Regions from separate parts of the Homo sapiens genome. Here region 1 is linked to region 2. The links are chromatin loops, found by intact Hi-C in ENCODE. Cell type or tissue: endothelial cell of umbilical vein. All regions are shown on one strand. Each heading gives the region's core, and the rest is flanking DNA. Links, peaks and the distances in the headings are about the cores only. Region 1 overlaps KCNJ15 (potassium inwardly rectifying channel subfamily J member 15). Region 2 overlaps LOC124905020 (a long non-coding RNA gene).

Evidence for each region. A loop is a pair of places that touch in the nucleus more often than their neighbours do. Peaks named below come from ENCODE experiments on the same cell type or tissue, not always from the same donor. Only the 100,000 strongest peaks of a DNase experiment are listed, where the experiment ranks them.
Region 1: it touches region 2 in a loop (10-fold over the local background); 1 of 110 quality-filtered maps calls a loop at or near these places.

The regions. Positions count from the first base shown.
Region 1 is chr21:38,303,544-38,318,848 of GRCh38, reverse strand. It overlaps KCNJ15 (potassium inwardly rectifying channel subfamily J member 15), which reads right to left. Exons shown (of 3, transcript NM_170736.3): 3 at 11,492-15,305. Among named protein-coding and RNA genes, the nearest start is that of LINC01423, 35 kb to the left of the region's middle. In endothelial cell of umbilical vein, for the core only: no CTCF peak of the experiment used is centred there; a DNase peak (open chromatin) is centred at 12,238; H3K27ac peaks cover 1,377 bases.
Region 2 is chr21:38,161,198-38,177,145 of GRCh38, reverse strand. LOC124905020 (a long non-coding RNA gene) reads right to left here. Exons shown (of 3, transcript XR_007067862.1): 2 at 7,878-7,977; 3 at 5,446-6,348. Among named protein-coding and RNA genes, the nearest start is that of DSCR10, 37 kb to the left of the region's middle. RefSeq lists an enhancer at 5,077-5,371. In endothelial cell of umbilical vein, for the core only: CTCF peaks have their summits at 4,860 (motif pointing left) and 6,738; DNase peaks (open chromatin) are centred at 5,135, 6,225 and 6,705; H3K27ac peaks cover 2,433 bases.

The DNA of each region.
Region 1 (15,305 bases), core at 7,306-15,305, 140 kb before region 2:
TTTACATTGTATTATGATTATAAATAATCTAGAGATGGTATATAAGAGAATAGATGTAGGTTATATGCAAATGTTATACAATTTGATATAAGGAATTTGAGTATCCTTGGATTTTGGTATCTGAAGGAGATCCTGGAACCAATCCCCTTCAGATGCCAAGGGATGACTGCCCAACCAAGTCCTTGAGTGGACAGATGTTCTCTTTTCACTTGGGTAGTGCTTAAGAATGGAATGTCTGAGTCTTACAATATGTGTGTTTAACTTTTTAAGAAATTGTCAGTCTTCCTTAGTGGTTGTGCTATTTTGTATTCTGTTTAGCAGTATACGAGAGTTCCGTTTGCTCCATGTACCCATTAACAATTGGGCTAGTCTTTTTATTTTCTGTTCATGGATTTATCGTGACATCTCATTGTGGTTTTAATTTGCATTTCTACAACGAATCATGTAGAATAATGTATTCATATGTTTATTGGCCATTCATATATCTTCTTTTTGTGAAGAATCTGTTCAAATCTTCTGCCAATGGAGATCAAGGCCATCTTGGCTAACACGGTGAAACCCTGTCTCTACTAAAAATACAAAAAATAAGCCGGGCATGGTGGCGGGCGTCTGTAGTCCCAGCTACTCGGGAGGCTGAGGCAGGAGAATGGCGTGAACCCGGGAGGCGGAGCTTGCAGTGAGCCGAGATGGCGCCACTGCACTCCAGCCTGGGCGACAGAGCAAGACTCCGTCTCAGAAAAAAAAAAAAAAAAGTCTTCAGCCTACAATTTAATTGACTTTTTTGTCTTCTTATTCAGTTGCAGGACTTCTTTATATATTCTGGATACAAGTGCTTTGTCATATATATATATAGTTTTGCCGAATGTTGTGGTTTGTGTTTATTAGCTTAATTGTTTCCCTTAGGAAATTTTAAAAAATTTTGATAAAATCCAATGATCATCTTTCTCCTTGTTTATACTAGTTACGTCCTGTTTAAGAAATGTTTGCCTACCCCAAAGTCACAAAAATGTGTTTGTATGTTTTCCCAAGAAGTTTTGTACTTCTAGCTTATACCTAATAACAAAACATAATTGAAGTTTTGTATTTCTAGCTTATACATTTAGGTCTACAATCCCTTTTAAAATTTGTGTGTGATGTGAGGTTCTCTGTAGTGTTTTTTTCTTCCGTATGAAGATTTGGTTATTCTAGCACCATTGCTGGAAAGGCTCTCCTTTCCCCATTGAATTTTTTTCAGGCATGTTCACCAAAATTCAATTGGCATTATATGTGTAGGTCTACTTCTGGACTCTATTCTGATCCATTGATAAATGTCTACCCTTTTGTAATTACATACCATCTTGATTACTACACCTTCACAATAAATGTTGACATAATTAGTACAAATCCTCTAAAATGATTCTTTTAAAAAAAATCTTAGGCTATTCTGAGTCTTTTGTATTGTGACATCCATTTTAGAATCTGTTTGATAATTTCTCCAAAACAGCTGGTTGAAATTTTGGTTGGGATTGTAATAAATCTATTAATCAATTTGGGGAAATTGACATTTTAACCACATTGAGTCTTCCAACCTATGAGCATGGTTTATCTCTCCATGTATTTAGGTGCTCTTTAGTTTCTCTCTGTAATGTTGTGTATTTTTCAGTTGTAAGTTGTAGATATATCTTGTCAAATATATTCCTAAATATTTTATTTTTGAAGCTATCATAAATAAATTTTTAGCTTTTATTTTCCAAATTTGTGCTGCTGGTATTTAAAAATACAATTGATTATAATAATCTTTTACCATGTGACTTTATTAAACTAATTTATCAGTTCTAGTGGTTTTCTCTGAAGATCCCATGCTCATTCTTAACTTTTCAGTCTAGTTCGAGTTAAACTGTATCATTTTATATGAATGTAAGAATCTTACAAGTGTGTATATCCATTCACTACCCCACTGTCTTTATGCTATTATGTGTGTATACATACATATATGTATAATCCACATACATATAGATGTATAATCCACAAGATACTTTTAGAATTATAAATATATCCATATGTGTTTTAAATAAATTAAGAGAAAACAGGTTTTTCCCTAGATATTTACCATTTCTGACGCTTTTTCTTCCTGCTTGAAGATGAAAGTTACCATCTGACATTTTATTTCCCTTCAGCCTGAAAATCTTCCTTTAATATTTTTTGTGCTGTGGGTCTGTAGAGACAATTTTTCTTAGTTTTCTGTTATTTGGAAAATGTCTTCATTTTGTCTTCATTCTTGAAATATATATATATATATTTCAGAAGAATATATGAAATATATATAGAAATATATATATATTTCATATATATATATATCTGGAAACAAACATATATATCTGGAAATAGAATCTAAATTGACAAGTTTTTTTTTCCCCTTAACATTTTAAAATATTGTTCTACTATCTTCTACACCCCATGGTCTCTTTTCAGATTCTGTGATCATTAGAATCATTGTTCTCCTGCATGTAATGTAGAATTTTTTTCTTGCTCTCTTCAAAGGTTTCTCTTTATTGTTGGTTTGTAGCAGTTTGATTTGATTATTTTTAAAATGGTCTTCTGCATATATAATCTATATATATTGATATAATACAACATCTCCTGTTTGGGGTCCTCTGAGTTTCTGGAATCTGTGCATCTTTCTCTTTCACCAAATGAGGGTTATTTTCTGTCATTATTTTGCAAATATTTTTTTCTGCCCCATTCTCTTTCTGGGATTTTTTTGCCAGTACATTTAACATTATACCGCAGATTCCTGGTGTTTGACAAACTTTTTTTAGTCTTTTTTTCTTTCTTGTCTTTAGTTTGGATAATTCTATTGATTTATATTAAAACTTACCTATCCTTTCCTCTTTCACCTCCATTATGCTGTTCAGTTCATCCAGTAAAAGTTTTATTTCAAGTATTTTATTTTCCAGTTCTAAAATTTTAATTTGGTTCTTTTCATGTTTCTATGTATTTAGTGAGATTTCTTAAGTTTTCATTTATTGCATATTTTCTTTAAATCACTGAGCATAGTTTTAACAGCTATTTTACAACCTTTATGTAATAATTCCAACATCAGGATCACCCCAGGGTTAGGCTCTCTTGACTACCTTTTCTCTTGAGAGTAAGCCACATTTTCCTGGTTCTTCATAGGTCTTTTAATTTTGAATTGTATCCTGAACATTGTCAAAGATATGTTGTAGAGATTCTGAATTCCATTCTCTTTTTACAAAGTATGTGGATGTTCACTTAGAGGGCTAGTTAGAGTTAAACTTTGTTAGAGTTAAACTTCAAGCTTGGTCTTGCCAGTGGTTACATAGTATTTATGATCTTAGTTTGGACTGGTGCAGTCTGCCCTCTCTATGCACGGTTCGGTGGTCACCCACTGACTTGTCCAGAGTTTATGCACAAAGTTAGGGATTCCCATTTCATGTGCTCTTCTTTCTTGGATTTCTTCCACCCTCCAGTAGCCCTGATTGCCCTTGGGACCTTCTCTTTTTTTTCATGAGCCAGAAAAATGGTGAGCTATTTACAGGAGCTTTAGTTGACCTCTGACACAAGCCAGCTGCATCTATCCTTAGGGTAAAGCTGAAAAAAATGAGAATTTCCCCCATGCTGGCTGCTTCCTGTGAACTTCAACTCTCCTGTGAAGTGTGCTTGCTTTGGTTCACTCTCTAGGGTCCTTGGTTAGTTGGTTTTATGTATTTTTCCAGCACTTATAGTTGTTATCTGTGGGAGGATAATTTTTTTTTGCTGGAAACAGAACTCTTGTTAGTGTATTTCCTATTTCCTTGATTTCTTCCTTCTATTTTGGGTTCAATTTATTCTTCTTTTTCTGACTCTTTAAGGCTGGAGAAGAAACCTTTTTTTTCTTCTCAAACACCCGAAACTATAAATATTCCTTTAAGCACTCTTACTGATCCATTAAAATAGAATCTTGATTACTGAGTTTTTCAGCAACCCACAAATATTGTCCCTGAGGCAAGTGTCTCCCTATCTCACTCACCACACCCCGGTCTTATCAGAAGAACCAGTGGGGAGCCACTTACCAGAGTGGGCAAGGGCCTGGGAGCAGCCCAGTTGGAAGGCCTGGCTCCAGAGATGGAATGCTACCCAGAGGCATGGCAGGCTAGGTCATGATGTCAGGACAGCCTTCTGAGAGGTGGATGTGAAACCGGAGAAGTTCCCTTATCCCCCTTGCAGGGCATGTAACAGGGGTGTTGCTCGCTTCTTTGGAACCCCACTGTTCAGCCCCATAGTGGGAGCATGCAGATGAGCAGGTGCAGAGGTTGCGGGGAGCATGTTTGGGTTCCAACCCCATGGCAGTACCTAGGGGTGAGTGTTTACAACTCCCCATTACAAGGACAGAGGGCTTTCTGTATCCCGGGTTCTTGCCCTACTGTACTGGAAGAATCAGATCACACGTGGGCTTAGATGAGTGCAAGCTTTTATTGAGTGGTGGAGGTAGCTCTCAGCGAGATGGATGGGGAGTCAGAAGGGGGATGGAGTGGGAAAGCGATCTTCCCCTGGAGTCTGGCCATCCAGCGGCTGGACTCTTCTCTGACCACCCCTGACTGAATTCTCTTCGTGTCTATGTCATTCTACTGTCACTGGCCTGCCAGTGTCTGCTGGTGTTTGCCAGTGTGTTCTTCTGCTCCTCTCAACGTCTAGCCACTTGTGTCTGTGCCTGCTACAGTCCTAGATTTTTATAGGCATAGGATGGGGGAAGGGGTGTGGCAGGCCAAAAGGCAACTTTTTGAACTCAAAACCAGAAATGCCTATCCTCATTTAGGTCCGTGGGCACAGGCCAGAGGGTATAGCCCTCACCAGGGACTCTGCTCTTCTTTGCCCGGCACTTCCCTGCCCCCCATCCCATATCAGGTCCTGTGCACCATGGGGAAGTCAACAGAGTGGCAGGATCCCTTCCTCTAGAATCACATAGGCACTGTCAAGAAAGCCATTCAGACAGACAGCCAGCAGACCAAGCAGGAGTTGGCCAGGGTTGGGGTGGTAGCATCCCAGAAAGGAGAAGCATAACCAATATCCCAGAGGCTGCAGGAGGAGGAAAAACCTTCAGCACTGGGGGATTGCAAAGAGTTCAGGATGTTTGAAAGTAGAGCGCAAGGGAAAGAGATGACAAGGGAGGAGGTTACCAGGAGCAAGATCAAGGAGAGGCATGAGTCCAATGTCTGGACACTTGCCCTTTATCTGGAGGTTGGGTTTTGAGTGAAAGAGTAATATGATCGGACTTCTATTTTAGAATGACCACACTGGGTACAGTGTGGAGAATAGATTGGGAAGGAGAAAGACTAGAAACAGGGTAGCCAGTGTGAAATGTGCCTTTTTAAAAACATATATTGTGATGATGATGATGATGGTGGCCAGAACTAAGCACCGGGAGATTAGAATGGAAGAGAAGAAACTGACTTGAGAGCAATGCCAGGGGTAGCGTGGACGGGGATTTGTGATGAATTAGATACAGGTGATGAGGGAGTGGGAGAAAGCAAGGGTAGCTCTCACGTTTCCGGCACTGGATGAGGAGAGGTTTGGGGAGAAATGCAACACATAAGAGCATTATTCTCAAAACAATGGGGTGCGACTTGACTCAGCAAAGCAAAGCAAGTGTGGGGACCTCAGCTGGTGGTCCAGTGATGGATGCAGAATCACCTTGAGGCAACATACCTGAGTTGCTGGCTTGCCAAGCAAGGGTTTTCCCTAACCTTTATAGTAGGAGACACAAAATGACGACAATGGCAGAGCCAGAATTATGAAAGGCATCTAGAAATCAATTATTTTCAAGTATCTCAGTGCTATTGAGAAATCAGCAAGCTTTGTGAGAGCAGTTGAGAGAGGAAGCCCAGTATATGATTAACTTGGAGAGGGCACAATTAGTCTCTGGCTGTTTGAAAACCAGGTTTGAAAAGTCCTCTCCTGTTTACAAAATAGTGGAGGCAATTTCCAAGGAAGAATGTTCTTTGCTCTCTGCACTAAGAACCAGAAACTGTCTCCAAAGGAATGTCCACTGGCATAACTTCCCATGTGGCTATGGTCAAACTATAATAGAATGTCTGCTAGAAGTCAGCTTTTTCTGTCCATTCTGCAGAAATAGGAAATTCAGGACAGTTACAGTAACCCAGAGAAAGCTTCTGTCTCTTCCAAAGCAAAGAATCTTATTCTGGTTTATTTATATGAGTATGATTCTGATTAGAAGGAAGGTTGAAGGTAGATCAATTGGTGATGAAATGGATGGGAAAGAATAGTGTTATGGGTTGAATTGTATCCTCCCAAAAAGATATGTTGAAACCCTAACCCCCTAGTACCTCAGAATGTGACCTTATTTGGAAATAGGATCTTTAGAAAGGTAGTCAAATTAAAATGAGGTCATTAGGGTGGTCCCTAATCCAACATGACTGGAGTCCTTATAAAAAGGGGGCAATTTGGACACAGAGACAGGCACAAAGGGAAGCTGATGTGAGAACACCATGTGCACATGAAGACAGAGATTAGAATTATAGAATTATGCTCCTACAAACCAAGGAGCTCCTGAGCCTACTAGAAGCTGGGAGAGACCAGCGAAAATACCTCAGAGGGAGCATGGTCCTCCTTCAGACTTTTGACCTCCAGAAATGTGATACAATGAATTGTTCTAAACCACCGTTTGCAGTTATTATGGCAGCCCTCGAAAAATACAAATAACATAGCTCTTTTAGGAATCTGCTTTTATTTCCTAGTACAATGTCCATCGCTAAATAAATATTAATGTGGAGACCACAACACTCCACGGACCTGTCTCAGAGATCAGGTGGTTGTTAAAGTGACTGGGTAAATAATAAATGATGCGAGAAACCGCTTCATCTGATGATGAAATATGCACTTCAGGCTGTGATGATGTGCTTGCCTTCTGGCTGCCAATTCTTGCCCTGGGAAGCACTGAAATAGAAATTGTGGTTTCCGGCTCTGATTCCTACTGAGGAGAGATGAAGATGTTACGAGCCATTGACTCCTTAACAAGTGTACCTTGTCCAGGTCCAGCTTGCCACAAATCCTTCTTTCCAATGAGGAAGCCCCAGTATTTTACCCAGTTCCTTTCCTGTGTTGGCCAGCCTCTTTGCACTTGAGTTCCAGCCTTCATTTTTCTGTCCCTGCAGTAGGATTTTTGTCTTGCTTCCCTTCTTCCTGACTCCTATTAAGGACAGAGTCCTGCCCTTGATTTGAAGGCCCTGGGTCTGGGTCTCTGCTCCTGAAGCTCTACTTCCTTGATCTCCGTCATGTGTTGTGGGTTCATACTCCACTCCTCTCCTATTTGCCCCTCTTTATTTATCTGCTTGTGAAATGGAGAGATTTGTAGGCAGGTCTTCCCTAGTGCCAAGAGCAATCTGTCAGAACATCTTTCTAGAGTCAGCTTCTAAGACCCCTTGTTCTCTTGCCCTGTGTTTCTAGCTTTTCTTGGTGTCTGGGTCTTGAGCCTTCCTTCCCCGGGCCTGGTCACTGTAATTGCAGTGACTGCTTGTGCTGGGACCACTCACCTGCTCCCTTTAGGCCCTGTAAGCTCAGTATCGGATTCCAGCCAGCTGCACTGATTCTGCAGTGTTTGCTTGTCTCTACAAAGCTCTCTTTGCCGCTTGACTCAATCAGCCAAGACCTTAAAATAATTACCTACCCTAAAGCCTCTCTGAGAAGCCCAGTATAAATCCTTACAAATCAGGTTTTTAGAACTCAGCAAAACATTCAGTTGAAAGCTCACTGCTCTATTCACAATGGGAGGCACACTGGCACAATCCCTTATTATTTGCATTGCATGAATTCAACGCCCGCAAGTCGTCTGTGGTGACACCGCAATTCAACCATGGCTTTGTTTTCACTTGATGGAAACACTTGAGCACAAAGCAAATGCTGCTTTGGCTCCAAGAGCATCAACCACCAAATCACCTATGCTTTTTTGGATGCACCCTGTAATGGCCCACCTGGGAGGCAGGACAAAACATGGAGAGGAAGCCAGGCTTTTATGTTGGCCACTCCTGGCTTTACGCCTTGGTAGATGGGTAACTGGACAAATTACTCAACTTTTCTGAGCCTCATATGATGCAATCATAATGAATGTGAGGACTTGAGAACTGAATGCTTGTTCATCTTGACTTTTCTGTAGGATTTCTTAATCTTAGTCACCCCATGTCTAGTCTTTGGTCAACCGTTTGTCTCTGCTTAGATGAACAGCAGGGATGTGGATTCTGTTTCTGTCTTGATGAATGGCATTCTTACTCCTCTGCCTTTTCCTTTTCAATTGATCACTTCATATCTTCTCTACCTTCGGGATATTTATCTCATGTTGCCAGCCTCTAAATAACAGACCTTTTGAAGCATGTTAGGCCTTTAGGCAATTTATCCAGACTCCCAGTCTCATGCTTTCACCTGGGTTATCTATTCTGCTATCACTTTTGCCCTAATTTTGATCCATCTCACATGGAAATCTGCTCCACCATGAGATTTCCATGTTGTAAATTTTGGAGATAAAACACTAGGCCAGAAGGAAAAAATCCAGACTGAGCATAGTGGCTCACACCTGTAATCCCAACACTTTGGGAGGCCAAGGTGTGAAGATCGCTTGAGCTCAGGAGTTCGCCATCAGCCTGAGCAATAAGCTGAGACCTCATCTCTACAAAAAAATTAAAAAATTATCCGGGTATCGTGGCGCACACCTGCAGTCCCAGTTACTCAGGAGGATGAAGCGGGAGGATTGCTTGAGCCTGGGAAGTTGTTACAGTGACCCGTGATCACGCCACTGCACTCCAGCCCAGGTGACAGAGTGAGATCCTGTCTCAACAAAAAAAAAAAGAAAAGAAAAGAAGGAAAAGACCCAGATTGCCACCAATGGCTCACTGGGCCACTCTGGAAGTGATGTCAGTGGGCTACAGGGTCTTCTGCAAAGTGTAGATAACTGCATATGTCCTTCCTCTACCCTTTCATGGGGTATAACATGGACTATTGAATATTTGAAGTTGTTTTTAGCATTCAGAGCCCTACAAATATGAATATTTCTTGCTCTCTGGATATCTAAGATGTGACCAGATGTCATGAGACTTGTGTGTTTGGGGGGTGTGGGGCTTGTATGAGCAGAAGAGGCACGCGGGCAATAGAACATGCCACAACATATTTGAACATGTAGCAGGTCAGCCAGACTTACTGTGGGGGTAGGGGTAAGGAGAAGCACACTGTTCTGGGCTGCTGTGAGGCTGTGAGTCTGTTGGTCATAGTGGACTTATTCATTGCAGATCTTTAAATCACATGCTGAGTGGGCACGTTAAACAGAGTTTACAGAGAGGTACACTGTCAAGAGAAAGTACAACTGCTAATAGAGTGGGTTTTAAATGCTCTCACTACAAAAAAGAAAATACGTGAGGAGATGGATATATCATTAGCTTGATATAATTATTCTAAAATGTGTATTAAAATATCACATTGTAATCCCTAACTATATATAGTTATTATTTGTTAATTAAAAATATGTGTGGGCTGGGCATGGTGGCTCACACCTGTAATCCCAGCACTTTGGGAGGCTGAGGTGGGCATATCACCTGAGGTCAGGTGTTCGAGACCAGCCTCACCAACATGGCGAAACCCCGTCTCTACTAAAAATACAAAAATTAACTGGGTGTGGTGGTGGGAGCCTCTGATACCAGCTACTTAGGAGGCTGTGGCTGGAGAATTGCTTGAACCCAAGAGGCGGAGGTTGCGGTGAGCTGGGATTGCGCCACTGCACTCCAGCCTGGGCAACAAGAGGGATACTTCGTCTCAAAAAATAAAAAAATAAAATAAAAACGTGAACAAAATCTTAAAAAGAGTAAGAGTTTCTGGCAGACTCAATAGAGGCAAACTAAGAAAGATGCAGAAAGCAGCCCTTAGGACGGGTGAAAACACATTTAGATCACTCAAATACCTTATCAGCTAAGATTATTATGCAAGTGTTAAATTCCAGTAAAGGAATAGACTAATTTAGAACATAATCACTTGAACAATGTAAGAGTTTCTGGGAAGAATATGGACTTTTGCATGAAAAATTAAACCATAAAAGTTGTTTGTCTAACATTTATGAAGACAGGATTTCTGAGAAGGGAAATTATGCCTGCCGGGATGTTGCGTATCCAGCCCAGAACCAAAGCTTCCCATGTTGCTATGACAAATTCCCTTATTCTCTGCTCCAAGGACATGGTGTGGTGAAAGCAATGCTGCCTTATGGCTTGGATGTGGTTAGCTCAGTTCTCAGCCAAGGTCATCCTGGAAGGACAATTGACGTTTGAGATAACGGGGTAGAAAATAACATGTGTCTGAAAACTTCCATGCAAATTAAAATTAATAAAATGTGTCCCACCGGCTAGCTTCATGACTGTGTTTCAGATGACTGTGCACTTTCTAGAAAACATTTTGCCTTTTTGTTCAAACAGTATCCTCAAAGATGACTTCCTACTATCTGCATCAGCCTTGTTTATTTCCAGCTGTCACATGCTCCCTCCAAGAACAAAGCTTGGCCACCCCTGAGAATGTTACAAAGAATGAGCCAAGGCTCCAAAGGAGAGGGCTCTAAGAGAGACACTCTGGAATGTTCAGAGCTGTGGCAACTATCTTGTTGCATGTGTGTGTAGTTTTCCCAGGAAACTGCTTGGAGGATAACTACTGCCATTTGGATGCACTCCTTGGCTACGTGGGTTTTAATTAGGTGTGCGGCTTTAGGGTGACACCCATACTAATGCCTGTAGGACTTATGTAGTTAAGTGTTTTCTTTCTTTTAATCCATCCAAGTAAAGGAGCAATAGCACAAAAGGCACTTTGGTAAGGGTTGCAGTGCTGAAAGGATGTTTGTTATTAAACGGTTGCTTGATTTTTAATCATTGACTAAAATGAAATAAGCATTCTGGAGCAGGAGAGCATCAGGCAGAAAAAGAGAGATGAGGCTGGGCGCCGTGGCTCATGCCTGTAATCACAGCTACTCAGGAGGCTAAGGCGGGCAGATCACTTGAGGTCAGGAGTTTGAGACCCACTTGGCCAACATGGTGAAACCCTATCTGTACTAAAAATAAAAAAATTAGCTGGGCGTGGTGGCACACACCTGTAATCCCAGCTACTTGGGAGGCTGAGGCAGGAGAATCATTTGAATCCTGGAGGTGGAGATTGCAGTGAGCCACTGCTCTCCAGCCTGAGGGATGGAGTGAGACTCTGTCTTAAAAAAAAAAAAAAAAAGGAGCGATGAGGCAGGGATTTCATTTTCTATTCAGTGATTGGAAAGAAGCAAAATACATTTCTTTACGTACTGATATACAGTAACACCTTGATAAGTTTTTAGGACCTAGTCATTCCCACATTATTGTGATTGCCATCACTGGAAAAGGTTATTTCAAATAAGTTCCCCTCTGAACTTTCTAAGGACATATTAGATTTTTTGTCTGTCAGAGCACCACTGTAACACCATTACCATTCCAGTGAAACAAAAAGAAACTCAAGACTGTAAAATTAGCTTTATAGTGTTTGCCATTGTTTCACAAGTTACAGTAATTCCATTTATCCGGAGAGAAAAAAAAGGTGATGGAGACACATATGGAAATAAAGGATTTGACAAGTAAACGGATGAATTCATAGCATACAAAAGTAGGTATTTAAAGCTGTCTGGTCATTGTATGATTGGGTTCAGTGATGACAGAGTATCCACAGTTAGTGTGAGATTTCCGACATGCACCAAATAGTAGCTCAGCCTTGAGAAACACAAACCACCATTCTGCTGGAGCAAATCCAAGCTTAAGACTCACTTAAGAACCATGGGAAAGCAAGGACATATATCTTGCAACACTGTATAAGGATCAGATGTGGTTCTATATATAGCAAGAGACCTAAGTGTGATCAAGATTTTGGTAAGTACACACTGCCAGGAGTTACAAGCAGTGGGATTGTTTGCATATAAAATCTACATGTCATTTGGGATTTCCATCACCATAACATTCCCATGAATTTCATTAAGTAGCATTTTGGAGTCCGTCCTTCTGGAATGGAGATTCTGTTTACAAAAGCCTTATTTTTGTAACTTACAATTCCATGACACCTTACAGAAATAATTCCTCAAAAATGGATCCAAGTCGGCTGCTATCCTTCCTCTCCTGGCTGCTACGTAACACTTCGTGTCAGTACACAAACACAGCTTCCTTTTGTGATCTGGAGGTTTGTTTTTGTAAAAAGCCGCTGATACAGTCATACTTCCTGTAATGATTTGATGTAATACGACATCCTTAATCCTGAGATTTGATTGCAGATGAAAGAATACAGCTAAAACTACAGTGAATGAAAAAAATCTTCCCTTTGAACTTCCCTCCAATCACCTTCTTGGAAGCTCTTTACTCTTCTATAATATTAAGTAAATTTGCATAAAGTAAGTCAGCTGAGAGATCACGCATTTCCTAGCTCAGAGTCAACAACTTATGGTTTTTTTTTTTTAAGGAAATAGATACTCTATAATCAACTATAGTAATTCCCTTGGAGTCTAATTTTGAGTAGATCTAACTTTTATTTACTGAAATATTTTTGAGGGTGAAATTTGAAATTTTAAGTAGGTGGGAAGGCATGGACACCAGATAAGATTTGGCCTTGAATAAAAATAAAATTATAGCTAAGTACTACATCATGTGGCAAGGGTTGCTAACCAAACAAAACTTAGTGATGGACTTTTAGGAGGACTCTTTTGTAAAACCATCAGCCTAATTCTGCAACTGGGGCTTGAGAATCTGGGCTCCTGTGCACCCACGTGGAGGGCGACTTTGAGCCCATCCTTCTAGGGTGATGCCCCAGGGAAGACCATTCCTCACTATGGAGACTCAGACAGTGCACGCTGCTCCACACTGCACACAGGAGTGTCAAAGACTGGGTTCCCCGTGTTCAGCTGAAATTTTCCCTTGATAATTGGGCAAGCCAGGGAAATATGTTTCTGGAATACTCCCTGACTCTACTACTAGTTGTATGAATATCATAAACTCCAAATAAAGAGGCATGTATTTCTCTTGTAGAAATGGGCATAGTTTGGGATTATGTGAACACTCTTTGTAAATTTGTCAGATTTGGCAAATAACTATTCAGGACAGGAGTTTCAGTTAAGTTTGAAGATTTGTCTAATTTCCAAGGCAATTTTGTAATATATGGGGAAAAAAAGGTTGCATGTAAGACATTTAAGGTATCCTAAAAAAGTCTACACAAATAAAAAATTACTCCATATAGGACATATTCTGCACATACAGAGTGCCTGGCAGCCCTAGCTCTCTGGCATTATATTCAGATTACAAAGACTTTGCCTACATATATGACATCGTTGGCTTTTATACTCGTGTATCAGTTCTGTCCTTTGACTTCCACCATCCTTTCTTGTAATTTTTATTAGCTATTAAGTATCAACTCCAATCAACCGCCTTCTCTTGGTCTTCTATTTTTACACACTGCCAACATACCAATTGAAAAGTAAAAATTCCTGCCCTCAAATATGTGGATATCTGAATGTCCATAAATTCCTAATTTGAATTTGAATTGATTATTTTTTAACCCACCAATCTATTTGACTTTATAGAATGAACAGCAAATATGAAGAAACAGTCAACCAAGCATGTATGATGTTGAAAAGAAATTGGGTGCAAGATAAGGAGGGCCATAGGGTTAAGTGAAGTGAAGTGTCTGAAGGTCTAGTTTTGCCACGTTTATTTTCTTTTCTTTTCTTTTTCTTTTTCTTTTTTTTTTTTTTTTTGAGACGGAGTTTTACTTTTGTTGCCCAGGCTGGAGTGCAGTGGCGCGATCTTAGCTCACTGCAACGTCCACCTCCCGGGTTCAAGCGAATCTCCTGCCTCAGTCTCCTGAGTAGCTGGGATTACAGGCACGCACCACCACACCTGGCTTGTAGGCGGGCAGATCACGAGGTCATGAGATCGAGACCATCCTGGTTAACACGGTGAAACCCCGTCTCTACTAAAAACACAAAAACAAAATTAGCCGGGCATGGTGGCGAGCGCCTGTAGTCCCAGCTACTCGGGAGGCTGAGGGAGAGAATGGCGTGAACCTGGAAGCGGACTTGCAGTGAGCCGAAATCGCGCCACTGCACTCTAGCAGCCTGGGCGACAGAGCGAGACCCAGTATCAAAAAAAAAAAAAAAAAAAAAAAAAAAAAAAGATAAATTGAAGTTTACAAAGGGTAAAGTGTATGCAGTTAACCATTTAGAAGTGAATGTTAAGCTTTTGACCTTTAAGTGTAAGTAAGTCCTCCTGGGAGGAAGAAAATTAAGAGCCTCTTGTACCTACCCAGAGTTTAACAATCAGAGACTAGATTTCGAGTGCACACCACAAAACTTGGAAATCAAGACTGGAAATGTTAGTACCTTTCGCTTAAAAAATTACATCATGGAAAGCTATGATAAAACTAGTTATTGGATGAAACTGGAAACCATCATTCTCAGCAAACTATCTCAAGGACAGAAAACCAAACACCGCATGTTCTCACTCATAGGTGGAAATTGAACAATGAGAACACATGGACACAGGAAGGGGAACATCACACACCGGGGACTGTTGTGGGGTGGGGGGAGGGGGGAGGGATAGCATTAGGAGATATACCTAATGCTAAATGACGAGTTAATGGGTGCAGCACACCAACATGGCACATGTATACATATGTAACAAACCTGCACGTTGTGCACATGTACCCTAAAACTTAAAGTATAATAATAATAAAATTAAAAAAAATAAAAAGCTGATTTTCAAGTTCAAAAAAAAAAAACTAGTTATTTCAGAAATTTAATAGAAGAAAAGTCTAGCAAGAATGAAAGCCAAAATTGAGAGCGTGAGAGTATTCACTGTGCCATGTGGTCAAATGTCTGACATTTTGAACATCATGACAGCATATAGAACCAAACCTAGTCAAAGGCCTAGTGCTTTCATTTTTCTCTTCTTCTCCCTCCAGCTGGGCATATATATTGAAGACTCAAATAAGGGAGACAGAATAATGCTAGAGTGCAAATGCCACTATTTTTTTCATGCTGGAGTAGAAATGCCACCTTAAAAATATATCTTTGTTTACATTTCGATAATATTGAAATCACAGTCTATTAAAAATTGGGAAATTTAATTCAAATAAAAATCCAACAAAATAGTTGTTTTGATTTATTAAACATCTGGTTCATTCATTCATGGCATTTTTTTCACCTTAAACCAGCTCTTTAGATTTCTGGACACTCTGCGTTGTGTTGTAATTTCCCCAGGATGAAAAAGGGAGCCAATGCATGACTCCCAACC
Region 2 (15,948 bases), core at 3,461-11,460:
TACTGCATGTACCATTATTACAGATAAGATAAGCGAGGCCTAAAGAGTTTAAGAAACTTACCAAAATTCACAGATTACAAAATAGAAAATTGAAGTATATTGAGTGCCTATGTAATGTGTTAGTCATTGTGTTGGACATTTAAACTTCTTCCTGCCTCCCTTCATCCCTCTTTTTCACACTCCTTTGTCCTTCCCTCCCTTTCTCCCTCCCACCAAACCCCTCTTCTTCCTTTTATTCCTTTCTTCCTTCCTTCTTTCCTTCATACAAATATTGATCAAGTGACTACTATGTGTCAGGCATGTTTTCAGGCACTGGATGCTAGAATAATGAACATGTCAAACAAGGTCCTGTTCTCACAGCATTTGTTCTCTTACAGAGGGAGTAAGATATATATTTAATGAAATGAATATGATCAAAGCAGACATAAACAAGTGCTATGAATCAAGAGATATAACAGTCATTAGATGGCTATGTTAGCTAATTAGTCAGGGTTACCCTTTCTACAACAGTGAGCGACATTCAAAGGACAAGAAGACATCAGTGTGGATGGTCAGGAGAAAAAGGATTTCAGGCAGGTGGAGCCATATTTAACCGTCTTAGTAACTTGGTGAGATAGGAATTATTCTTCCTGTTGTAAAAATAAATGAACATCCAAATATGTTAAAATATCCAAAGTTACAATGATGAAGTAAGTATGCTGTAGTGTGGGTGTCAGTCACAGGCATGTCAAATTCTAAAGTGATATGTTTGCCATAATACAAAATCTACTGCCCAATTAGTTGATAAGAGTATCACACACAAACATAATAAAACCTATTTAAAACAAACTGTTAGGGTCATTTTGCTTATACATTTCTTCTCTATGTGTTCTACTCAGATCCTCCCAAACTTCAGAAGTGTCAAAAAATACTAAATGCAGATTATTAAATCTTGGCCTTAATTAGGTTCCATTGCAAATTTTTTAAATAAAAAGATTGTTTTAGTATTAAAAACATGCACGCACACACACACAGGTATACACATACATACCCCCTATATGTATGAGGTGTGCATAGAAAAGGGAGAGGCACAGGGATATGTTTATGATCATGGTTGTGTGTGCATACATGAGTGTGTGTTTATTTGTAACTATAGCAGTTACCAATTTATTTGCAGATGCTCAGGTATGTGATACCATTATTTGTAAATTAAAAAAAATCCTTGCACAAAATTATATCCAAATGCTTGACTGGCCTCTAAAATCTGCCTCTTAGAGAAAATATCATGTATAGATAAAACTAAAAATGTCAGTATGGCTAGAGCTATTAATACAAGATAATAAGATGTGTAAAGGAACAGCACATTATTAACAAAATAATTTATTTATAAATATCTAGTTTTTCTTTGTAAGTAATAGGCCTTTTACATTAGAAGCAAAAAATAGTGTCATGCTAAATCACTTGCTTAAATATTATTTGTTTCCTGAGAGGAAAATGCTCAAATCATTAGTAAGAGAAGGAGTTCACTTTTCTTTGAGTAAAACAAAGCAAAAGCCCTTTTGTAAGCTCTTCAGACGTTCAGGAAAGTATGGGAGGCTGGTCTTAAAGCATAGGACATAAAATTAGGCAATCTCTGGCTTGCCATTCTAGCATAAATCATCACAAAAGTATTGACAAACATAATGTATGATGCACCATTTATTTTTGTTACATTTGTGAATTTTTCCATTAGAGGATACTGGCTGCCTGCACCAATCAGGCATTTTACATGGAACTCTGCCTATTGTTCTGTTTTGTCTGGCAAAATCTTTCCCATAGTTTTATTTTTCTTTCAGCTTATGCTAAAAATCTGTAAGAAGGGACAAAAGCCAAGATGTGCTTGTTATCCCTTGTGAAGAATTTTTTTAATACTAAAACAATCTTTTTATTTAAAAAATTCACAATGGAACCTAATTAAGGTCAAGATTTAATAATCTGCATTTAGTATTTTTTGACACTTCTGAAGTTTGGGAGGATCTGAGTAGAACACATAGAGAAGAAATGTATAAGCAAAACGATCCTAACAGTTTGTTTTAAATAGGTTTTATTATTATTCCAGTATGGTGAGGCCAACAAATCAGACGATGACTGTTACTGACAAGATAGTTTGTTATTCACAGTTCCCAAGAGGAGGGGCTACAAATGGAAGGACCAAAGTTTATAAGGAAGCAGAGTGGGGAAATGGGGAAAGCAGAGGCAGACATCTTTATTGTGGTTTTCATGGGAAGGAACAGGTGAGGCAGGGTAAACAGACTAGGTAGGTGTATGATCTGCTAGATTAAGTAATTTTGATAGGCTCCAGGGTATAGGGGCTGTCTCTAGCTGTCTGGTACCTGGTCCTGAGATGATCAGAGCAGAGGAACATTACCTCCTGGAGTGTAAGAGCCAGAGAGAGAAGGTGGTTCAAAGTAAGGCCTCTGGATTGGTTAGTTTTCATATGAAAAGCATGCTCCAGGGCAAGTCCTTTACAATCTTTGGGATAGTAAAGCCTTGGGAAGGGTGGTTTCCTCCTGTCAACAAGGCCCTAGATGCCAGAGCATCAAGAACAAAGCAAATAAGAAAATACAGTGAATATCCAATTTAGCAACAAAATAAAATGAAGGTGCATTGATTTTCTATTGCCAGATAACAAATTACGTATAGACCTAGTGACTTAAAACAACATAAGTTATTGAGCCAGGGCTGGAAGGTCATCTGAGGCTTAGGGCCCTCTTCCAGCTCTCTGGTTGCTGGCAGAATTCAGTTCCTTCTGATTGTAGCACTGAGGTCCCCATTTTCTTGCTGGCTCCTGGGCTGAGGCTGCTTTCAGCTCTCAGACCACTCTTTGGTTCTAGCTACTGTGGCTGCTTTCTTCTTCCAGGCCAGCAGGAACATGCCTCTCTCTGACTTCTGTCTCAGACTTTAAGACCATAAGAATTCACCTGATTAGATAAGGCCCAACCGGGGCAGTCTCCCTTTACCTTAACTCATCTGTTAAGAGACCTTAATTGCATCTGCAGAAGTCCCTTTTGCCATACATTATAACACAAAGTGAGATCCCATCATATCCACAGCTCTTGCCCCTACTCAAGAGGAAGGGATTATTCAAGGCACAAGTCATCTTAGAATTCTGCCTACCATCGAAGAAAATTATGCCTCCAGAAACCAAATTGAAGAATAGCTGTCTGAAAAGGTTTTTCCTTTCCATCTGGGATGTCTTCTGTATTTAAAGTGGGTTTGTATTGAAAATTTGCATCAAATAACACACGATCTCCCAGCAGAGGGAACAGACACTCCCTTTGAAAGATTGACTAACTCCTATGACTCATCCTTGAGGTCACCTCAGGACCACCAATAGTGCAAATATCCAAGAGGGCTGGTGAGGGTCCCCTGAATAGTGTGCTCAATGGCTTTAGTGCATATGAGCAGCAATACCCTGAGCAACAGCTGAAAGCTTCTCCCATTAAAGGAGTTGGGTACCAAGAGTACACTCAATGGAGTAGACATTAGAGAGTACATGAAAGACAAAGAGGAGACTGAGGGTCTGATTGGGACTGCCCTTTCCCCCTCTCTCCATGGCTCCCAGACATGCATTTTTCAAGTTCCATAAATTACCCACACTCTGGAGCTTTAATGCGTCAGTCCATCTGAGGCTGAGAATAGGCTAAAGATGGTAGAAAAGGAAATATGGAAGAAATGAGGAATGTCCAGTTCATGTTTGCATTTACTGTGTAGAAGATTTAGAATTTTAATTTTTCCCAGCTTTGCTTCCAGTACTCTAGGGCCTCACTGTGAACTAGTATATGCATTCAATGTGTGGAATGTTGTTTTAGGCTGTTTCTGAAATCTGTAAAGAATATTGAGTAAGGTAGAGAAAAGCAATGCTTACTTATTAGACATGTCTGAATGGCTCTTCCCAAATGGCATGGTCCCCCTCACTCTACCCTTGAACCAATCTGAGAGGCCATGTTATAATTAATCTTAAATAATTTGGGAAAATTAGGTCAATCCTGGACCCAATAATTCTTAACAAGAATTCTGTACAGAAATATAGTTATAATTAAGCATTAATCAGGCTGCACTTCGGCCCACTTCCTTGTAACAGAAAGTCAGGTAGGCCTAGACACTGACCATCTGTATCCCTGTTGTTCTTATAGATAGCATCTCTGAGGTTAGAATCACAAGGCTTTTGCTTAAAAATTGCTTAAGATGTGGCCAGGCGCAGTGGCTCACGCCTGTAATCCCAGCACTTTGGGAGGCCGAGGCGGGCTGATCATGAAGTCAGGAGATCGAGACCATCCTGGCTAACACAGTGAAACCCCGTCTCTAGTAAAAATACAAAAAATTAGCTGGGCGTGGTGGTGGGCGCCTGTAGTCCCAGCTACTCGGGAGGCTGAAGCAGGAGAATGGCGTCAACCCGGGAGGTGGAACTTGCAGGGAGCCGAGATCGCACCACTGCACTCTAGCCTGGATGACAGAGTGAGACTCTGTCTCAAAAAAAAAAAAAAAAAATTGCTTAAGATGCTTTTCAGATCCTGAATTCCAGTGGAACAGCTCACACCAACCAGTTAGAAGACCCTCACCTCACAGAGGAACTGAATCAGTATGAGAATACAGCGTCTTCATCTTCTTGTCCAATGCCTTCACCCTGCACTCTTCGATCAACCACTGATCTCCACACTTTGGTCAACTCTAAAACCCTTAAAAACCCTAACCCTAAAACTCCTCGGGGAGACAAATTTGAGGTTTCCTCCCGTCTTATTCAGCGGCTCTGCAATGAACCCTCTTTCTCTGCTGCAACTGGCTGTCTCGGTGTACTGACTTGCTGGCTGCCCATCAGGCAGCGAACCTATTACGGTTACAGCCATTACTGGCATCTAGTGGTGGAGGGTCAGGGATGCTGTTAACATTTCACAGTGCATCCAGTAGCCCCACGACAAAACGTCAATAGTCCTGAGGTTGAAAAACTGTGGACTAAACCAAACCTCAGAGCCTGCTCAGGGTGTGTGACTTTCATTCAGGCCAAACTCATCCCTGTGATGGCAGGTCAAGAATAGACTGAGTCACTAGGAGCTTAGGACACCGCTGCCCCTCCTCATGCCTCTTCCCCAAGGAGTGCAAATGCTCCCTGCTCTCCATAGATGCCGGCCCCGAAGCAAACTCAAGACACTGGGTCGAGAAACACAACCTCCCATAGGGGCAGGACAAAGCTGCCTTCGCCCCTGGCCTGCTGACCTCCAGGGGCTGGTGGGAAGGAAGCAGCATTCCAGAAGCATTAGCTAATTACCGCCCTCTCTAGGACTGCATTCCTTGTCACAGATGCAAAACCTAATAAATCACAGTATATGTTCCTGCTTTTTACTTTCAGGAGAAAAAAAGCAAAAATCCATCAAAGGAACTAACAGAAGGGACTCTGTATACGTCTAGGTTGGTTATGCAGAAGCAGTTTAAGGTGGATAAGCTTGAATCGAATATGCCTTTCTCATGAACAACATTATTTTGTAGATTTATGTAGATTATGTTATGTTAGGTAAGTTCCAGAAAAAAAGAAAATAGTTTATCTTTTGGCGAAGGTGGGGGAGGAGGTTGTGGGTTGTAAAACCAAACATCCTAAGTGTTTCTGGCTATTCATATCTCTGAGTAAGGGAAATACTGCTTGGACTCCTTGCTCTGTGACCTTGGGCATGGTGCAGTGGCTTCCGAGCCTAACCAAACGGGTGCGAAGCCTTATCAGCTGTGTGTCCCTGAGCACCTTTCTTAACTTTTTCATGCCTCAGTTTCCTTATCTGTCAAGTGGAGATAATGCTAGTGCTTATATATAGGGCTGCTGTGAGAATTAAGTGAATAAATATTTATAAGGTGGTTAGAATAGTTCTTGACCTTTAGTTAATGTTGCCTCAATGTTTGTTGATTAATTCTGAAGTCCTTTATCAGCTGTAACACCCTGTGAGTCAATGGTCCTTTTCTGTTGCCTTCGACAATATTATGTAATCAAAATTCTGATCCCAAATGCTGACCTGAGAGAAAATGCCTGATTCGGAATGAGCCAATAGCAGCCCCATTATATTTTCTTTACTTGGCTTTCTGAGCAGCAGTCACATTTAAGGCGTTGCCATCAAAAAGGGTGAAACACAGAGGTGTTTGATTTAGCTGACTTTTGTCAGAAACTTGATTCACTGGACACTGGTTGAGTGGCCTCATTTTGGCTGAGATTTTCATTTGAGGCTTTCTGTGTTTCCACTAGATGGCATATCAGTTTGTTCCATTGTGTTTCTGCTGATTCCTGCTCCTCTTGGGTGTAGATCAATGCTCTTGTTCTGGTTTGGGGGAAGGCTGGTGCTGGAGAAGCTTCTAGAAGGAGCATGGAAACAGCCCCATTTAGCCCCAGGGATACAGAGATGTGGGGAGGTGAGATACAAGGCTCAGCCAGCCTGGAATGGTGCAACAGTCCCCTTTACTCCCCGGCCAGTTAAACCCTGGATTGCACCAAAATGACAGGCTGAGGGTCATCAGCTGTGGTCCTGCTCACTTCCTGATGACAAGAAAAGTGGCCCCAAGGCAATCCTGAGGACACTAAGGCAGTGAGAAGAAAGATAACCTACCCCCACTACATCATGCTTGGCTTGAGGGGACTGCCAGCTGCCAGCCTCCCAACCACACAAAACGAGGATCCAACCCAGCTCCCTTAGAAACAATCAGTGCCTGCCACTTCCTTCCAAGTCTTCTGGTCTCACAGCCTCCTCTGCTGGTGAGAGGCGACAGGAGTTTGTCAAACAGGGTGAATGACATATGTCCAGCATCCACCTGTTGTCTCAGTTATTAATAATGCCTCTTTTACTCTCAAAAGTGGCCCAGTTTGGAGAAGGAAGTGTGTGGTTCATCCTGCACTTAGCATCTTCTGAAATGCTGCAGTGGGGAGGTGGATTCAGTTACCTGGAGTGTGGATGTTGTGGATGTCCCTATGCATGGGAGTGGAAGTGGGCAGAACAGGGCTGCAGCCTGGGGGCTTCTACCAGGTCAGCTGGCAGAATTAGAATCTCTGCTCAGAAAGCCCTCCATGAGCCTGGCTATGGAAGGGCACAATGCCTGATGCCCTTACCTGCCCTTCCCTGCCTAGCGTGAGCCTGTGGGTGCAGCCAGAGGTGGGATGTGCAAGGTAGGCATAGTGGGTGACCTGAGCACTGGTGCTCCAGTGAGTGAGGGGTGGCAGAGCTGAGCACTGTGGGGTGAACAGGAGGTGATGACTTAAATACTACGTGGAATAGAGAAAAGGAAGAAATGGGGAAAGACAGAGAGTTTGCAGCCAACTCACTGACTGGCCTTGGGCAAGTTATTTTTTAGAGTCTTTCTTTCAACATCTGTTAAATGATGGTGTTGATAGATCGTGGCAGTGTTTTGGAGGAAAAGGAAGGATAAGGTGTATATCATGTCTTGTGGATTCTATTTCCCAGAACCTTAGTAGGTGTACTGCACAACAGCCTGCATTAATATTATCATATCATTACTATCATAATACCATTAATTTCATTGCATTGCAGGTACTGTGGCTGAACCTGAGCTCCAGACCTTTGAGATCCTGATGGAATTACAGAGGGTGCTTACATAGGGAGCAGCACAAACCAGCTCATATAAGGTGTAATGAGTTAATCATGTAATATGGAGGATGTTACTAATGTAATATGTAATGTGAATTATTGTGATATGTAGTGTGTATCAGTATAATTTGTAGTGTGTTAGTAATGTAATATGGTTCGTGCTGCAGTAGTTTGCTGTCTACTAGGATGGAGGACTTACATGGATGTCTGGGGCAATCTCCATCCAAATGAGCCATCCAGTTATGAGCATGCAAAGCAAACATTTCCTCCCAAATGTCCACTTACATTTATTGCTTTCATGAGACAGATGAGGCTTCATGGAGTGAAAAGCTTTAAGCACCTTTTATGGATTCACACAGAGCTCTCTGAAGGATGGGCAATGCACCTAGAAACCACAGAGCAGGGGGAACAAATGAAAGAGAGGCCTCAAGACAGAACTCACCTGGAGGGAAAGAAGAGTTGGACAAGCTTCCCCAAGCCCAGCACCCAGGTCTAAGAACTGAAACCAAATGATCTTTTTCCTCACAGCTAGATATAACAGCACATCACCCTTAATTCCAAGTTATCAATGGGTCTTTTAATTAAAGTCTTACCTCTACTCCGCTCTCCTGCTAGACCCAAGCTCCAGAAGGGCAGTGACCCTGTCTTGACCTGCACCTGCACCATCTCCTTCACTCAGCCAGAGCCTGTTACTTGTGGGAACTGATCAGCATTGAGGAATGGCTCGCTGGGCCGTGTGAGTTGTCAAGCACTGACATCGCTTCACCTGTCTCCCTGGTCAGCCATGTAGGCTGTAGTAGAGCAGCTGTGGGGGTGACCCCAAAGGACCAGGACCCCACTGGGTAAGCACAGCACAAAGGGGATGTCTGTGGGCCGTGAAGCAAGCTAGGGTGAAGAACATGGAGAACTTCCCAGGCAGCCAAGGGGCCTGTGCTTGCCTGGGAGGGAGCTGCCCTTGGGGGAACTGTCAGCTCTTTGAGAAACCAGCGTTGTCTAGATCAGCTGCAGGTGACAACTAGGACTGGAGGTGACCAGGAATATTAGAGTTGGGGACTCCAGAAAGAATGAGCTTCCTTCAACCAGGCATCAGGATGTACATATTAATATAATGTGTAATGTGCATTAATGCAATATGTAATGTGTTAATCATATATTCCATATAATTACATTATATGTAATGTGTTATGTAATATCGAGTGCATTATGAATGTAATATATAATGTGTATAAATATAAGATGTAATGTGTTAATCATGTAATATGGAAGGTGTTACTAATGTGATAGGTAGTGTGCATCACTGTGATATGTAGTATGCATTAGTGTAATTTGCAATGTGTTATTAATGTAATTTGTAATGTGCTGTCAATGTAGCATGTAATGTGTATTGATGTAATATTTAATGTGTGTTAATATAAGGTGTATTAATGTCATGTGCTAATAACAGAATAGGTAATGTCTATTAATATATTACATAATGTATATTGCTGTAACATGATGGAGTGTGATATTAACATAATGTGTAATGTAAGCTGGATGTAATTAGAATTAAAATGACTGAGAACTTGGCCTTGGCCAGATGACCTGTCCTGGCCCAGCTTTTTTCTCAAAGGCCAAGTGGAGACAAAAATCACAGGTACAAGGTCTTAGGGAATGACCTGGACTTTCCACAGCCAAAGGGAAAGTCCACAGGAACTAAAGTGGGAGCCATCCCTACTACACACACACACCACTATATTTTCAAGGAACAATAACTTGTAAATCACTTTACTCTATAACTCTTATATGAAAATTACTACTAAAAGCTTTCAAAATAGTGAATACTTTAAAGGCCCTTTCAAAAGAGTAAACCTTTTAGCTGTCTTCTGGGAGCAGAAGGAAGACATAGGTAGCTAGCTAGATAGGTGGATCAACAGAGATAGATTGATTGATTGATTTACTATTTATACATCTGTGTACATTTCTGTGTATGTGTCCGGTGATTTCTTTTCATCGGGGTTTTTTTCAATGTCAGCATTATTGATACTTGAGGGAGGAGAGTTCTATGCTGAGGGGAGCTGCCCTGTACATTAGAGGATGTTTAGCAGCATCTCCAGCCTGGCCTCCACTCACGAGATTCCAGGAGTGCTTCTCCACCTGTGACAATCAACAATGTCTCCAGACAGTGCTAAAGTAGAGGGCCCCTGCCAAATGCAAAATCACCCCCAGCTGAGAACTCTTGCTCTACATTCTAAGGGGGACCACAGCAACATGTTTAGGAGCACAAATCCTGGAGCTCCATGGCCTTGGTTCAAACCCACACATACTAGCCTGTGACCTTGGGCAAGTTAACCTATCTGTGCCCTGATGTCCTCATATGTAAAATGGGGATGATAATAGTATATCCCTCTCCATGCCTTTGCTCTGAGGACTCAACATGTTAAGACGTGTGAAGCCTTTGTTACGGACCCTGACACAAAGTAAGGATTTAGCTCTTGTTCTTCTAAATCCCTAAAGCCACAGAATGGAGAAGCAAGGAAAGAGAATTTCGCATCTATAAACAACCAAGAAGAAAAGTGAGGAGGAGGAAATCTGGACATGTGCTTTGATTCTAAGCCAGCGACCCCTTGTGCCTGGAGAGCTGTAATCTGATGGAGTTCACATGAAACGGCATCTTCTTGAATTAGAACTGGATTTATGAAAACAAAATTATTTCAATAATAAGAGGGTGGTTATCAGTTGATAGATATTCAGTGTTTGGCAAATAGCTAATTTGGGTGATACTGATCCTTCCAAATCATTCTTTATAACTAGTAGCATGAGGTTAATCCCAGCTTTGTCTTTCCCCAGACCCTCCTCCTCCTGCAGGTGCAGGGTCTACTATTTCCCCCTGTTGTTAAGATCCATGGAAAGGAACCAGGCTCCAGGGCAGAAAGTCTTCTCTATTCCACTCTCACTGGAAAATGGAAAAATCCTGATAATGTAGGAGTGTGGTTCAGTTTTAGAATCACAGCTTTTTTTTTCTCTCATTGTTGCACTCTTGTGACCTTACAAGGGTCTATCACAGCATTTGGCGAACTCGGAGTAGCAAGGAAAGTATCCAAAAGCCAATGAGGGTTCCCGGAGGGGCATAGAACATGGGCCTCTGTGAGGTCCAGTCAGTGCCGATGCAATTTAACAGGCTCCAACCCGGTGTGTGTCTGAAGAGGAGAAAGCTGCACTACAGCCGTCTGGCTTCAGGGAGGGTGAGGGGGCAGGGGTGGAACAGATTGCTTTCTAACTTGGAGCTTTTGCTTTCCAGCCAGCCCAAAATTATAACACTCTTGATGATAAGAGCAAGCAGCATGTTCCAGGCTTGGTGTGTGTGCGTGTATGCATTTAAAATAATCCAGGTTCCCCAACCACCCTCTTAATGGTACCACTAAAGTGGTAAGAGGCTTGACTTTTCCTCGAATGTACATTTCCTGGGAAGAATGAGGAACTCTGCAAAGGTCAGTGTCACCATCTGGACTCCAACTGACTTGGCAAGTAAAATAGACAAAGAATGCGGGTCTTTTCTACAATCGATTGCTTTTGGCATGCAGATGAAAATGAATAAGCAGGAGCCAAATTTTATAATGGCTGGTAAATCTGTGGATGATCAACGCTGAAACCTCTGTGACTCCTTTCTTTCCATTTATCACCATTTGTCATATTCTGCTTCCCATGTTTTTGGAACGATGACCAGATGGAAAGCAGACTGCAGCCATCAGGCAGGTGAAAAACAGATGGCCCAGGAGGGAAAGAAACCAGAAAACAGGCAGGCAAGGTGGCCCGGCCTAAGGACCAGCCAGGCCATTTCAGGCGCCAGGGCCCAGGCAGACTCCAGAGACTGTCCCAACACTGTCGGAGCTTGACTTTGTCCCCAGCATCATTATCAATGCTAGGGCACAGGTCGCCTTTATTTATCCAGGGAGAAGTGTGAGACAGCATGATGAGAAAGGCAGGCTTAGAGGTCGAGTGTGCTTCTGAATTCCAGTCTTCTTGGTTGTGGCTGAGTAAAGGTGGATGTGCCTGTTCTAAAACCTTTGAACCATAAGAACAGTAAGTGCTTTATATTCCCATTCATCTGCATTTACTGATTCTCTATGGTTTTTTGCACATTACAAAGAAAGGGAGTCTTCTGTGTCTCCTCTCCTCAGCCACTCACGAATCCCTTAACAATAAGTGTGAAAGTGCACACACAAGCATAACAAGGCTAAAGTTGAATTCGAACTTCACGCTTCTCAGTATCAGAAGTTGATCCCAGAGCTCCTTGGAAGGAGGGGCTACAGCCCAGATGTTCCCAGAGTAAACTTCAGGTACTTGATGAAGTCTTCTGGATAAGATGCCATTATTTATTATCTCCCACCAGGAAGAACCGACTCTGATAAAACCACATTAGGACACTGTCTCTGGGAGGAAATGTTTCTTATTTTTTTAAAAATATTAGTTCTGGGGGTACATGTGTACATTTGTTATATGGATATGATGCTAAGGTTTTGGCTTCAATTGAACCCGTCACCCAAGGAGTAAACATAGTAGTCAATTGGTAGTTTATCAGTCCTTACTCTCCTCCCTCCCTCCCCATGTTTGGAGTCCCCAGTGTCTGCTCTTCCTGTCATTATATCAATGGGTACCCAATGTTTAGCTCTCATTTATAAGTAAGAACATGTGGTATTTGGTTTTCTGTTTCTGCACTAATTCACTTAGGAGAATGGCTTCCAGCTGCACCCATGTTGGTGCAAAGGACATAATTTTCTTTTTTTATGGCTGCACAGTATTCCGTGGTGTATTGTACCACATTTTCTTTATCCAATCCACCATTGATGGGCATCTGGGTTTATTCTATGTCTTTGCAGCTATTGTGAATAGTGCTGCAATAAACATGTATATGCATGCAAAGCTGAAGCCCAGTTTCTTCTTTTATGCCAGGTTTCCTCTTCTCTTTATTGAGCAGCCTCACTGATGTTGAACAGAGCAGCTCAAAAATAATCCCATTTCACCCAATGAATAAAATGTTTTTATGTCATTTCCTTCTGTCCTGGGTAGGGCAAGAAATGTTCTCAGGTTGTCAACAATCGAGGGATCATAGGTTCTTCATTTTGGAGAGCACGATTGGCAAGGATCAGATAAAAGACAAGAGGAAAAGGGAGAGGAGAAATAGAAGCAGATCAAAGACAAAAAGGAATAGGAGGAAGAATCAGAAAGTGGGGTCCCAGAGGCTTCTGTGGGGTCACAGAGACAAAGGGGTTGTTCCTCATACCTTCTCTTTGCAGGGAATACCTGGGAGTCTGAAAACCTTTGTTCAAATAGTAACTCTGTCATATATCTTTTTTACATGACTTTTGAGAGTTATTCAGTCTCTCTGAACCTCACAGCATTATTATTACTATTATTTTTTACCACACAGCATTATTGGGAAAAGGGGTATGCCATGAAAGTCCCAAGAAGGAGACAGGTATCCTATACTTGTTGAATTTGCAGCTAACAGCTATTGAAATGGCCACCAGTACCATCAGATACTGTCCATGATTACCATGTTCTAAAATGGCCCCTAACCCCAGGAAAGGTACAAACATAAACTTCAAAATTGAATTTGAATAATATGCCCCTTTGCACTTAAAGATGACTCTATTTTTAAAAATTCTTAGAGCAATATTTTAAATTTTAGGGTTTATATTTCATTGAAAATTTGTAAACTATGCCAAACTATGACAATAAAATTGTTGTAAAAGAAGAAATCATCACATAGTTGAGTTTAAAAAAAAGAAGTGGGAGGAAGAAGAGAAGAAAAAGACAGAGATGAAGAAGAAGGAGAAGGAGCAGGAGCAGGAGTAGAAGGAGAAGTTGGAGGAGGAGAAGAGAAAGAGGAAGGAGGAGGAAAAGGAGGAGGACGAGGAGGAGGAGAACAATAATAATAACTATGGCAATCAGTCTTGGGTTAATTATTTTGCCCTCAATGCATTAAATCTAGAGAGAACTGTGCAAAAATGCCCCAAAGAGGAAGGTTATTTGAGAGGTAAAGAGCCAGTTAAGAAACAGATAATCTACTTTCTCCCATCTCCTCATTGTTACTCTTCAGGAAAGCACTGCCTGCATGACGAGGGAGAGAGGCTGAAGAGGATGGGTGAGCAGGGCACCATGTCTACCAAATAAACCCATGTAGGCCCAGTCCACATGATAGCCCAGTGTTTTCCAGTGGGTGCCCCACTAAAACGTGAATCCTTTAAGGAGTTCTCTGACAGAAGATTCTGGACAAATGTATTTGGGAAATGCCACAAACCATGCTCCTCTTTTACAGAGTGTTCCAGTGCTCATTAGCACATCAAAGGCTCTGGTAAGTTCTGAGGCTGAAAAGGATACTGGCTTTGCTTGTTATCCCTGAGGAGCTAGGGTTCCCTGGTCACCTTTTGGGAATCACTGGACTGACAACAACAGTATATAAAGTTAACACATCCCATTTGTACACCACTGTAGAGTTTACAAAAAGTGTTCACCTATTATAAGTTTATTTAATCTTCCTTCCAATACGTTGAAAGAGATTTTATGATGACTTCACTTTCCATTTCACAAATAACGAATCTGAAGTCCAAATGTTTAGGATGGCCAGGCACAGTAGCTCATGCCTATAATCCCATCACTTTGGGAGGCCAAGGTGAATGGATCACTTAAGCCCAGGAGTTTGAGACCAGTGTGGGCAATATGGCAAAGACCCATCTCCAAAAAAAAGAAAATTAGCTCGGCATGGTGGGGTGTCCCTGTAGTCCCAGCTACTTGGGCGGCTGATGTGGGAGGATCACCTGAGCTCAGGGAGGTCGAGGCTGCAGTGATCTATGATCCTGCCACTGCACTCCAGCCTGGGTGAAGAACCTATGACCCTCGATTGTTGACAACCTGAGTGAGATCCTGTCTCAAAAATAAATACATAAATAAAAGTTTAGGTAACTTGTCAAGATCACTCAGTGAGTAGGAAAGCTAATGTTAAGGCCCCAGTGTCCTAACACTTTTTCTTGTTAGAGGAATATTGAGAGGTTAATTCAGGGTGTTAAAAACGCTCTTTTCCTGAGGGGTCCACTTACTCTTTCATTCATCTGCTCAGGACACATTTGTTCTTGGATGTGTAGGAACCTGGGATAGGCTCTGAGTCTCCAGAGGCTATAAAAGATAATCCGGTTTCTCAATGAGAAATGCCTCGTAAGTGTTAGGTGACTAGACTTGGGTTCTTCTTTTAAAGTCTTATTTAACTGACTTTCCCATATTTATGATTTAGCCATGATAATGCATTGTAAATATGAACTTTTGCATAGTACATGTAAGAGCAACTCAAGAAATACATATTTTATTATATTAAATTGCAGGTCACTCACATATATTTCAAGAACGACATACAATTTACTTAAATTGAGTACAAATTATCTGCATTTACTGACTTCATGCCAGGGTCAAGGCTAGCTGTATATGCCAGGTGAACTCACTCAGTATTAACAACAATCCCACCAGAAAGGTGGGATTCTGTTTGTAATTCTGTTTTGTAGATGAGAGAACTCAGGCTGGGAGGGAGGATGCTATCACTTGTCTAAGATGACAGTTACTAAGTAGAAGAGCGGGATCTGATCCAAGACTGCCTAATTTTAAATCCAGAGCTCTCCAAATCCCACCATGCAGTCCTACCAGGACAAGCTGTGTAATTTGTGGAGCCCAGGACAAAATGAAAATTCAGGACCCTTGTTTACACAGTATTAAGAATTTCAGGATGGCCAGCTGGGCGCAGTGGCTCATACCTGTAATCCCAGCACTTTGGGAGGCCAAGGCAGGCGGATCACTTGAGGTCAGGAGTTTGAGACCAGCCTGAGCAACATGGCAAAACCCCATCTCTACTAAAAATACTAAAACTAGCTGGGCATGATGATGCAGGCCTGTAGTCCCAGCAAGTCCAGAGGCTGAGGCAGGAGAATCGCTTGAACCCAGGAGGCGGAGGTTGCAGTGAGCCAAGACTGCACCATTGCACTCCAGCCTGGGCGACAGAATGAGACTCTATCTCAAAAAACAAAAAAGAAAAAAGAATTTCAGGATGGTGCCATCAGGGCATTAAACCAAGTGCAAAGCTCTTCTGAGCATGGGCCCCTGTGCAGTGGCACAAGTCACACCCTGATGAAGCCTGTCCTGCATCCCACCAGTCCACACACCAAACATAAGTTCCTTTCCTTTCACCTCACAGGTACGTTCCAGAAGACAGGTTCTTTAGTGTTCACTCACAATTTTGTCAAATCTATGATTTCTTCTCAATGAGAAGTAACTTTGAGCATTGGGTAGATGCAATGAAAGACATTTTCTCACAGTACAGCCCTAGAAAAAGGCA